Linked DNA regions of Homo sapiens: region 2 is linked to region 1. The links are chromatin contacts, found by Hi-C or POLR2A ChIA-PET in ENCODE. All regions are on one chromosome and are shown on one strand. The core of a region is the stretch at or near the end of the contact, and the rest is flanking DNA. Distances in the headings are between cores, read along the strand shown. Region 1 overlaps SYTL3 (synaptotagmin like 3). Region 2 overlaps SYTL3 (synaptotagmin like 3).

What was found. A loop is a pair of places that touch in the nucleus more often than their neighbours do. ChIA-PET counts read pairs that join two places held with the same protein, here RNA polymerase II (POLR2A). Pooled maps may share reads with other maps.
Region 2: a loop to region 1 is called in a map of natural killer cell, with 3 times the contacts of the local background. The contact joins two enhancer-like sites. A Hi-C loop is called at or near these places in 4 of 168 maps with a recorded cell type or tissue (HCT116, Right ventricle myocardium inferior, natural killer cell and 1 more), 1 of 37 single-sample maps with no recorded cell type and 6 of 50 pooled maps. POLR2A ChIA-PET finds 5 or more read pairs at or near these places in 7 of 52 experiments (H1, Panc1, T-cell and 4 more).

Annotation. Positions count from the first base shown.
Region 1 is chr6:158,718,709-158,723,416 of GRCh38, reverse strand. The region is part of intron 10 of SYTL3 (synaptotagmin like 3); the gene reads right to left. Among named protein-coding and RNA genes, the nearest start is that of MIR3918, 44 kb to the left of the region's middle. RefSeq lists enhancers at 2,304-2,403, 2,474-2,523, 2,156-3,355. Within about 2 kb of position 2,281, at least 3 of the 41 ENCODE cell types and tissues checked have a DNase peak (open chromatin) inside an H3K27ac peak, as active enhancers do; they include natural killer cell, where a contact is called at or near this core.
Region 2 is chr6:158,684,687-158,689,394 of GRCh38, reverse strand. The region is part of intron 6 of SYTL3 (synaptotagmin like 3); the gene reads right to left. Among named protein-coding and RNA genes, the nearest start is that of SYTL3, 37 kb to the right of the region's middle. RefSeq lists a silencer at 2,152-2,352. Within about 2 kb of position 2,419, at least 7 of the 41 ENCODE cell types and tissues checked have a DNase peak (open chromatin) inside an H3K27ac peak, as active enhancers do; they include natural killer cell, where a contact is called at or near this core.

The DNA.
Region 1 (4,708 bases), core at 1,032-3,531:
ACTTGGCAGCATGAACTAAAAGCCTTAAAAAGTAGCTGTTAGGCTGGGCTTGGTGGCTCACACCTGTAATCCTAGCACTTTGGGAGGCTGAGGCAGGCAGATCACGAGGTCAGGAGATTGAGACCTGGCTAACACGGTGAAACCCTGTCTCTACTAAAAATATAAAAATTAGCACGTGCCTGTAGTCCTAGCTACACAGGAGGCTGAGGCAGGAGAATCACTTGAACCCGGGAGGCAGAGGTTGCAGTGAGTCGAGATCATGACACTGCACTCCAGCCTGGGCGACAGAGCAAGACTCTGTCTCAAAAAAAAAAAAAAAAAAAAAAAGAGTAGCTGTTAAAAAGAATAACTGGCCAGGCATGGTGGCTCACACTTGTAATCCCGGCACTTTGGGAAGCCGAGGCTGGCAGATCACCTGAGGTTAGAAGTTCAAGACCAGCATGGCCAAAATGGAGAAACCCTGTCTCTACTAAAAATACAAAAATTAGCTGGGTGTGGTGGCAGGCGCCTGTAGTCCTAGCTACTCAGGAGGCTGAGACAGGAGAATGGCTTGAACCTGGGAGGCGGAGGTTGCAGTGAGCCCAGACTGTTCGCTCGCTGTCTGGGTGACAGAGCGAGACTCCATCTTAAAAAAAAAAAAAAAAAAAAAAAAAACAGAAAAGAGAGAAAATCTTTTTCCTCCACCTCTGTCCTCAGTTCCCCTCCCCAGAGATAGCCCCTCCTGACGGTTTTTAGGCATCCTTCCTGTTTAACAGGTGCATGTTTTTATGGCCAATATAGGTCAATACTGTACATTCATAACATATACAATAAAATCCCAGTGGAATGCACAGAAGAGGAGAGGTAAGAATTCACTTCTTGAAGAATTCTGGCCCAGATGCTTAAGTCAGCATTTTTGAAGGGGTGTTTTCAGAACATGTGGTTCAAACTTAACAGAGAAGTGGTGTGGAAAAGATCCTGAGCTGTTTTCTCAGTTAACATCCCCGAGTCACCGCGTGATTTTAAGGTGGGAGGATCACTTGAGCCCAGGAATTCAAGACCAGTCTGGGCAACATGGTAAAACCCTATCTCTAGAAAAAATACAAAAATTAGCTGGGCAGAGTGGTGTACTCCTGTAGTCCCAGCTACTCGGGGGTGCTGAAGTGGGAGGATCACCTGAGCCCAGGAGGTAGAAGCTACAATGAGCTGTGTTTGCACCACTACACTCCAGCCTGGGTGACAAAGTAAGACCCTGTCTCAAAAAAACAAACAAACAAACAAACAAACAAAAAAAGAAAGTTATCTACTACTTCTGTGCCTCAGTGTAGCCACTTGCAAGGTGGGCACCAGCATCCTCTACTTCCAAAGCAGGGCCACCGTGTTCTATAATTAATATTGATGAAATATTAATAATCTGATGAAAATGAGAGGAATTTTGGTGAGCTCCCCAGCTAAGGCATGTGTAATTGCAGTCTGATGAATGTTCTATTTAAAGACGTACTCCTGGACCAGGCGCAGCGGCTCACACCTGTAATCCCAGCACTTTGGGAGGCTAAGGCAGGCATCCGATTGAGCTCAGGAGTTTGAGACTACCCTAGGCAACACAGCAAAACCCCATTTCTACTAAAAATCCAAAAATTAGCCAGGTGTGGTGGTGCATGCCTGTAATCCTATCCACTCAAGAGGCTGAGGCATGAGAATCACTTGAACTGGGGAGGGAGAGGTTGCAGTGAGCCAAGATTGTGCCATCGTACTCCAGCCTGGGCAACAGAATGAGACTCTGTCTCAAAAATAAATAAAAATAAATAAATAGAAGTGTACTCCTTATATTTCAACCCAATAGTTATTTAGCATTTATAGATCATACTATCATTGCTGAGTACTTTATAAACATTTGGCTAAATTGTCCCTTATAACAGCCATATCTGGCTGGGCGTGGTGGCTCACACCTGTAATCCTAGCACTTTGGGAGGCCTAGGTGGGAGGATTGCTTGAGCCCAGGAGTTTGAGACCAGCCTGGGCAACATCTCTACTAAAAATAAAAATTAAAAAAAATCAGCCAGGCATGGTGCCATATCCCTGTAGTCCCAGCTACTTGGGAGGCTGAGGTGGGAGGATCACTTAAGCCTTCGAGATCGAGACTACAGTGACCCACGATATCACCACTGCACTCCAGCCTGGGCAAGACAGCGAGACTTGGTCTCAAAATGAAACAAAGAAACCAACCCAGCCACAACCTCAATTAAGGTGGGGAGAGAGAAGGCCTGCAGAAAGTTGGAAGCGTTCCTGCCAAGAGCATGGCTGAGAAGTGGACACACGCATAACAATGTCTACTTGGATTGGCTCTCTCCCCACTGTCTCCCCACCGTCTCCCCTGCACCCCACCACTTCTATCCCTGAGCTCCCTTAGCCCTTCAGACAACCCTGGCCAGGCTCTGGGCCATGTGCACATGCAGCAGGGGAGGGGGCGTGCCGAGGACCCACGGGCCATCCTCATGCAGAACGCCACAAGCCCAGCCTGTGGTGCGTGGGATGAGCCACCACACAGCACATCACGGTGCAAATGGGAAATGCGTCTCACCTCTGGGGCGTGGACAGGGTGTGGTTGGTCTCTGGAGCAGGCTTCACCTAGCTCTTGGTCATCTCTTTGCCCCAGTGTCCCTGTCTTTAGTAGGGACAGGAACAGTACCAACTTCATAGGGCTGTCTTAAGGATTACAAAGGCTAAATACCTCTGAAGGGCATTACGCTGAGAACAATGCCAGGCATCTGGTTAACCCCAAGTCAGTGTTAGCCTCTGAGTGGTTTCCTGTGACTCAAGCAAGTAAGATAATTACTCATGCTTCCACACGCCCCTTCCTGAACCCTCTTTCTTCAGCGGTCCTCATTTGTCCTTCTTATGGGAACATAGAGTTTAGAATTCAGAGTCAAATCCCAGGTCTGCTCCTGGCTCCATCTCTCATTCACTATGTGACATTAGGCACGTTGGTCAACCTCTCACTAAAACTCAGGCTTTTTTTTTTTTTTTTTTTGAGACAAAGTTTCACTCTTGTCACCCAGGCTGGAGCGTATAACAGTACGATCCCGGCTTACTGCAATCTCTGCCTCCTAGGTTCAAGCAAAGATTCTCCTGCCTCGGCCTCCTGAGTAGTTGGGATTACAGGCACCCGCCATGAGCCTGGCTAATTTGTGTATTTTTAGTAGAGACGGGGTTTTACCATGTTGGCTAGGCTGCTCTCGAACGCCTGAACTCAGGTGATCCACCCACTTCAGCCTCCCAGAGTGCTGGGATTACAGGCATGAGCCATGGTGCCCGGCCAATTTTTAAAATTTTTAATTTATTATTATTTGAGACAGGGTTTCACTCTGTCACCCAGGCTGGAGTGCAGTGGTGCAACCATGGCTCACTGCAGCCTTGACCTCCTGGGCTCAAGCGATCCTCCCACCTCAGTCTCCCTAGTAGCTGGGATTATAGACATGTGACACCACACCCGGCTAATATTTGTATTTTTGTAGAGACAGGGTTTTCTCATGTTGCCCAGGCTGGTCTCCAACTCCTTGGCTCAAGCAATCTGCCCACCTCGGCTTCCCAAAGTGCTGGGATTACCGGCATGAGCCACCAGGCTCGGCCGATCTTTATCATGGGAGTAACAATGTCTACCACGGTATTTTTGTGAGAATTAAATGTGATGAAGTAGGTAAGAAGCAATGCTGCCACCACGTGTGGCACACAGGGCTTCATATGGTTGCTAACCCTCCCCTCCACCTGTTTCACTAGAAGGAGTGATCCCCGGAGGGAGTTCGGAGGGAGCTTCTGTAGACCCCGGGAAGCTGACAGGAGCTGACACTTGTGTTATAGAATTTCAAACACCTGCCAAATACATTTCAAACTGTCTAGACACCTCGCTCCTGAAGTGTGGTCTGAGAACTTCACAGCATAGACTTCGCCAGATCCCAGGAGTTCACCAAAAATGCATCTGCGGTTCCTCATCTCACGTCCACCCCGCAGCTACTGATTTGGAATCTGCATTTTAAGAGCCCCAGTGACCCCCTATACTCATAAGAGCTGGGAATCACTGCCTCAGAGTTCAGTCCTCTTTTGGCTATACAACCTTTGGCAGGTGACTTAATCTAAACCTCCATTTCTTTACATGTAAAATGAGGCTGCATGCAATACCTACCCTAGATGGTGGTTATGAAGATAAAATGAGATAGCCTAGTTAAGCTATTAGTACAGAGTCCAGCACATCATAGTCAATGCTGGCAATTTAGATAAAATATTTAGATGACTTAGATAGCAAATCAAGATACTACATTATCTCATTAGATGTTTACAAAACCTTGTGCTGTGCGCAGAACAGGTATTATCATCTTCATTTTACAGAGGGGCGCACTGGGCTGGAGCGGGAGGCAGGACGTGAACTCTCAAGAGGCTGTGTGCAAGTTCCAGCAGGAGAGGGGGGCTGACCTCACACCCTCGCCTAAAGGACAGTCTGTCTGGGGACAGCCTGAGTGGAGTCCACAGCAGCAGAGAAGGGACACCAGTTCTGTCCAGCCTACCAGGGCAGTCACATCAACACTGCAAGCAACAGCTGGTGGCACCTGCCCAGCCAAGGCACCTCAGCTGAACTAGAATGCGGGCTTTCCCATTCTAAGGTTGGCTCTCTCTCATACCCGAAGCGTTCACTCCAGGCTGGGTTAGTCCTGGTGGGAAGGTGGAATAATTATTT
Region 2 (4,708 bases), core at 1,170-3,669, 34 kb after region 1:
AGATACTCAATCTTATTCGTGATGAGATGAATTCAAATCAAAACGATGAGAAAACCATTTTGCATGACCAATGTTGTTTTGCCAAACTGATAAAGTTATCTATTGGTTTGCATGTTGGTTTATTTTTAAGGATAATTCCACACCCTTTCTAAAGGAGGCAACATTCCTAACCTTCATCTTGTTCTCTTTCTAGAAATATTCAGAGATGTGCCAAAAAGATATCTACAAGGATATTCTTTGCATTATTCTCATTTTAATAACCTTATAAACTTTCAAAAATGCAACAGAAAGCTGGAAATCCCCTAACTATCCAACAATAGTTATTTGGTTAAACAAATGATGACACATTCCTATGACGGGGTGAGATACACTCATCAGAAATCATATAGCCAATGATATTTATGGACACTGAAAATGTTCCTTATAAATTACTACATGAAGAAACATTAGGATAAAACTGTACATACAATTTGATTTCAATTATGTAAATATATTAGCCTGACTCATGTGAAATTGCCTCTATTCAATAATTTTTTGCCTAAAAATACCAATTTCTTATGGTTCAACCTAAATACTTCAAAAAAGTCTATGTATATGTGTGTATACACACACATATATCCACACATACAGATATGCACCCACAAGCATAGATACATACACTCACAAAAGAACAGAAATAATATATACTAAAATGTCAACAATTGTTCTCTGGGTGAAGCTGCTGTATTTTTAACATTGCTCTTTATGATTTTCTTCATTTTCTAGGTTTTAATTTTTTAATTTCATTTAATTTTTTTAGAGACAGGATCTCACTATGCTGCCCAGGCTAGTCTTGAACTCCTGGGCTCAAGCGATCCTCCTGCTTTGACCTCCCAAAATGCTGGGATTACAGGCATGAGCCACTGAGCCTGGCGTCTAGTTTTTTACGTGAATGTAATTTGAAATCATGCTTCAAAGCTCAGAATGTAATGGGGGCCAGAGTGTGGGAAGAAGGAAATTTGTGTACCCTGCCAGCCTGTTGTAAATAAGCACACACTCCCAGAGGGTAATTTGGCAAAACATCAAAAGCCTTTCAAGTATTCATACACTTGACCAATCATTCTTCTAAGAATTTACCCCCCAAAAATAAACAGACATGTCAAAATACCTGTACAAGACGTTCATCACAGAGTTATCTATAACATGAAAAATCAAATACAGTGATATACTCACAGACACTCGGGAACAGGTTAAATAAACTATAGTGCATATATTTGGTGTATTTTATGGAGTCATCAATACATTTTGGAAGAAGTCTTAATAACATAGGAAAATGTTTATGCCAAGTTGAATTGTAAAAGCAAAATAAAACCACATAGAGTCTGATCACAATACATTTGAAATTGGATAAGTCTATCTGTGCACACACATATACACAGGCTTACCTAGAAAGAAGGCTGGGAGTGTGCAGGTGTGTACACGTGCATGTAATTTACAGTAGTTTGGGATTGTGGTAGTATTTCCATTACATCTAAATACTATTCTGTGTTTCCCAAATGCTTGCAAGGTTTGCATTACTTCTGTAATCAGAAAGTAAGTAACTTCCTTTCAAAGAGAAAAGGAAGCTCCCTCTCTTCACAGAATAGAAGATGGACCAAGGGGGAAGCAGTTAGGAGCTGCTACGTTGGAAGTGAGAATGAAGGGCAGAGGAAGATTCCAGAGACTCAGGAGGCAGAAATGTCAGGATTTGCTGACTGACCAGATGTAGCGGCAGAATGAGGAACAAAGGAGTCAAGTTTGATTCTCAGGTCTGTGGATTTGGAGACAGAGTGAGAGGTGTCGCCATTCTCCCAAGACAAGGAACACAGGATTTGGTAGCACACAGACGGTCCCAGTGATTCTTGCTTCCTGATATTCAGACCCTTTGTCCTCTCTGACTAGGGCTGACCTGTGGGACCCATAGGGCATAGCAGAAATGACAGGGTGTGGCTTCTGAAGCTAGACCATAAAAGATATTGTGGGCTCTGCTTTTCTCTCTCTTGGATCACTTGCCCTGGGAGAAGCCAGCCGCCATGTCATGAGGACACTCAAGCAGCCCTGTGGAGATATCCCCATGGTGAGGAACCAAGTCCTCCTCCCAATACCAGCAGTCACTGGCCAGGTATGAGGGTAAGCCCCAAGAGCACAGATCCCCCAGCCCCAGGCGAGCCTTCCACTGAAGACAGAAACTGTCAAAGAATGTTACTTGATTTATGTCACTAGGTTTGAGGGGAATTTGCTATACAGCAATAGATAACCAGTGCGTGGAAAGAGGCACAGACTGGAGCTGTCTGTACACTTTTGTGGTTTAAACCACCATCTAGTTTTTCTAACTTCTGCTCAGGATATAGAGGGCTGGAAAGAGTATTGCCGGTACCATGACAACAAAAACACTAGAGAACATGCAAAACCACTTTTTCCGGAACACATCAGAGAATTGAGGTTGCAGTTGCCTCCCTATTAGGGTCCAGTGGGGGCTTCCAGAGGGAGACCAGGGCCAGGAGGAGGGAGAAGGGGCTCATGCCTTCCTTCCGACCTGTGTCTGGCCAGCATCAGCTCAACAGGGTCGGAGGGTGTCTGCCTCCTGCAGCTGCTAGCTCTGTTCTCTCACTATTCCCTTTTTGCCTCCAATTCCTGTCTAACCAATCCCTAAAGTAAATTCTTATTCAAATAACCAGACAGTTTCTATTTCCCTAAGTGGATCTTAACTGCTGCAGCACAAATTCAATTCAACTCCTCAATGACTGCACCTGGTTCTCTTTTAGGGCCACAAATAGGAGCGTGGTGGAATTCCTGCCTGTCCACCTAAACCTCTGTCACCTGATCCTTGTTACCTTTCCTGACGCACCCGCTGCAAACTCCACCCAACCTGGTCTGGCTCATAGCACTACTTGTGTGCTCCTAACCTGGCATTTTCCCCCATAGTTCCATGCCTCTTACCCCAACTCTACTGAAACAGGACAATGGGAAAATGAGGCACCCTGGCATTTGAGGAAGCATTGTAGAGAAGGAGGGAAAGTTAGGGCTTTTCTGGTGTTTATTTTATACATTGATAGAAACGACATCAGCAAAAAAGAATGATTTATGCTGAGGTTGATCTTCCTGACCCTGGTTTGTTTGTCCTTACTGAAGTTTTTATTCTTAAAGTTATAAGGCAAGAAAGAAAACCCTAAGACATCAGTCTCACCTCTTTCCTAATTCCCTTTTTATCTTAAGTCACCTTGATAACATACTTCTCCCACTCACTCAGGAGACATGAAGTGCTGAAAAGATGACAAGATGGTAACGTGTGTGCACAAACACACACACATACATTCATGCACACATGAAAACTACTTACCTGAAATAATGATGCTAGAACTTCTAACGACGTAGAAAACTTTTTGAGTGAAGCAGATGTCTGCACTTAGCTGGCATTGAGAAATGACAAACTTCACCTCCTACAGCACTACTGTTTATAAGCTAGGAATTGATGTGGAAAAGGGTAGAGTCTACCTTCTGAAGAAGGCTCCAGCCCACCAACAAAAAGGTTTTGTTTTTGTTTGTTTGTTTGTTTTTGAGATGGAGTTTCACTCTTGTTGCCCAGGCTGGAGTGCCATGGCATGATCTCGGCTCACAGCAACCTCCGCCTCCCAGCTTTAAGCAATTCTCCTGCCTCAGCCTCCCGAGTAGCTGGGATTACAGGCAGGTGCCACCATGCCCGGCTAATTTTGTATTTTTAGTAGAGACGGGGTTTCTCCATGTTGGTCAGGCTGGTCTCGAACTCCCAATCTCAGATGATCTGCCCACCTCGGCCTCCCAAAGTGCTGGGATTACAAGTGTGAGCCACCGGGCCCGGTCAAAAAAGTATTTTAAAGAAACACAAAAGTGGCCGGGTGAAGTGCCTCATACCTGTAATCCCAGCACTTTGGGAGGCCAAGGTGGGCAGATCACTTGAGGTCAGGAGTTCAAGACCAGTCAACAAGGTGAAACTCCATCTCTACTAAAAATACAAAAATTAGTCAGACATGGGGCGTGTGCCTGTAATCCCAGCTATTCAGGAGGCTGAGGCAGGAGAATCCCTTGAACCCAGGAGGAGGAGTTTACAGTGAGCTGAGATCATGCTACTGCACTCCAGCCTGGATGACAGAACGAGACTCCATCTAAAAAAAAAAAAAAAAGAGAGAGAGAGAGAGACATAAAAGCAATAAAAACAGAGAAAAGTCCTGTGCTGCAGTTGCTTTGCCAAGGTCACACATTCCACATGGGATGACGGCACCCCTAAGGGGACAAAGATTGGTAGCAAATCTTACCTATTTCAACCGTCTGTGGCTCTCCAAAAGGCCTCAGTACATAGATATATGATATCTGTGATATCAAAAGGTTATGGTAGCAACTTTGAAAAAGTCTCTAAAAAGGCTATGTGGGGTAGGGGAGAGGGTGGCGGTAAGAAGCTGTTGAGAAACACTGGCTTAGAGGAAACAGCAACCCTGCTTCATTCCATTGCCTGACATGACCCTTAGTATTAGTTTTTTCCTCCAGGTTTCCAATAAACTTGGCAGAAGCAGCGTTTTTTTTTTTTTTTTTAAGAAGAGCCAGGAATATAAACCATGGGATAATTTAGTACCAACCAAATCTACACCTGGGCAAATCCACCCTTTATAAAAGCTGAATATCAACCCAAATGAATGGCTTCCTTTACTGCCAACAA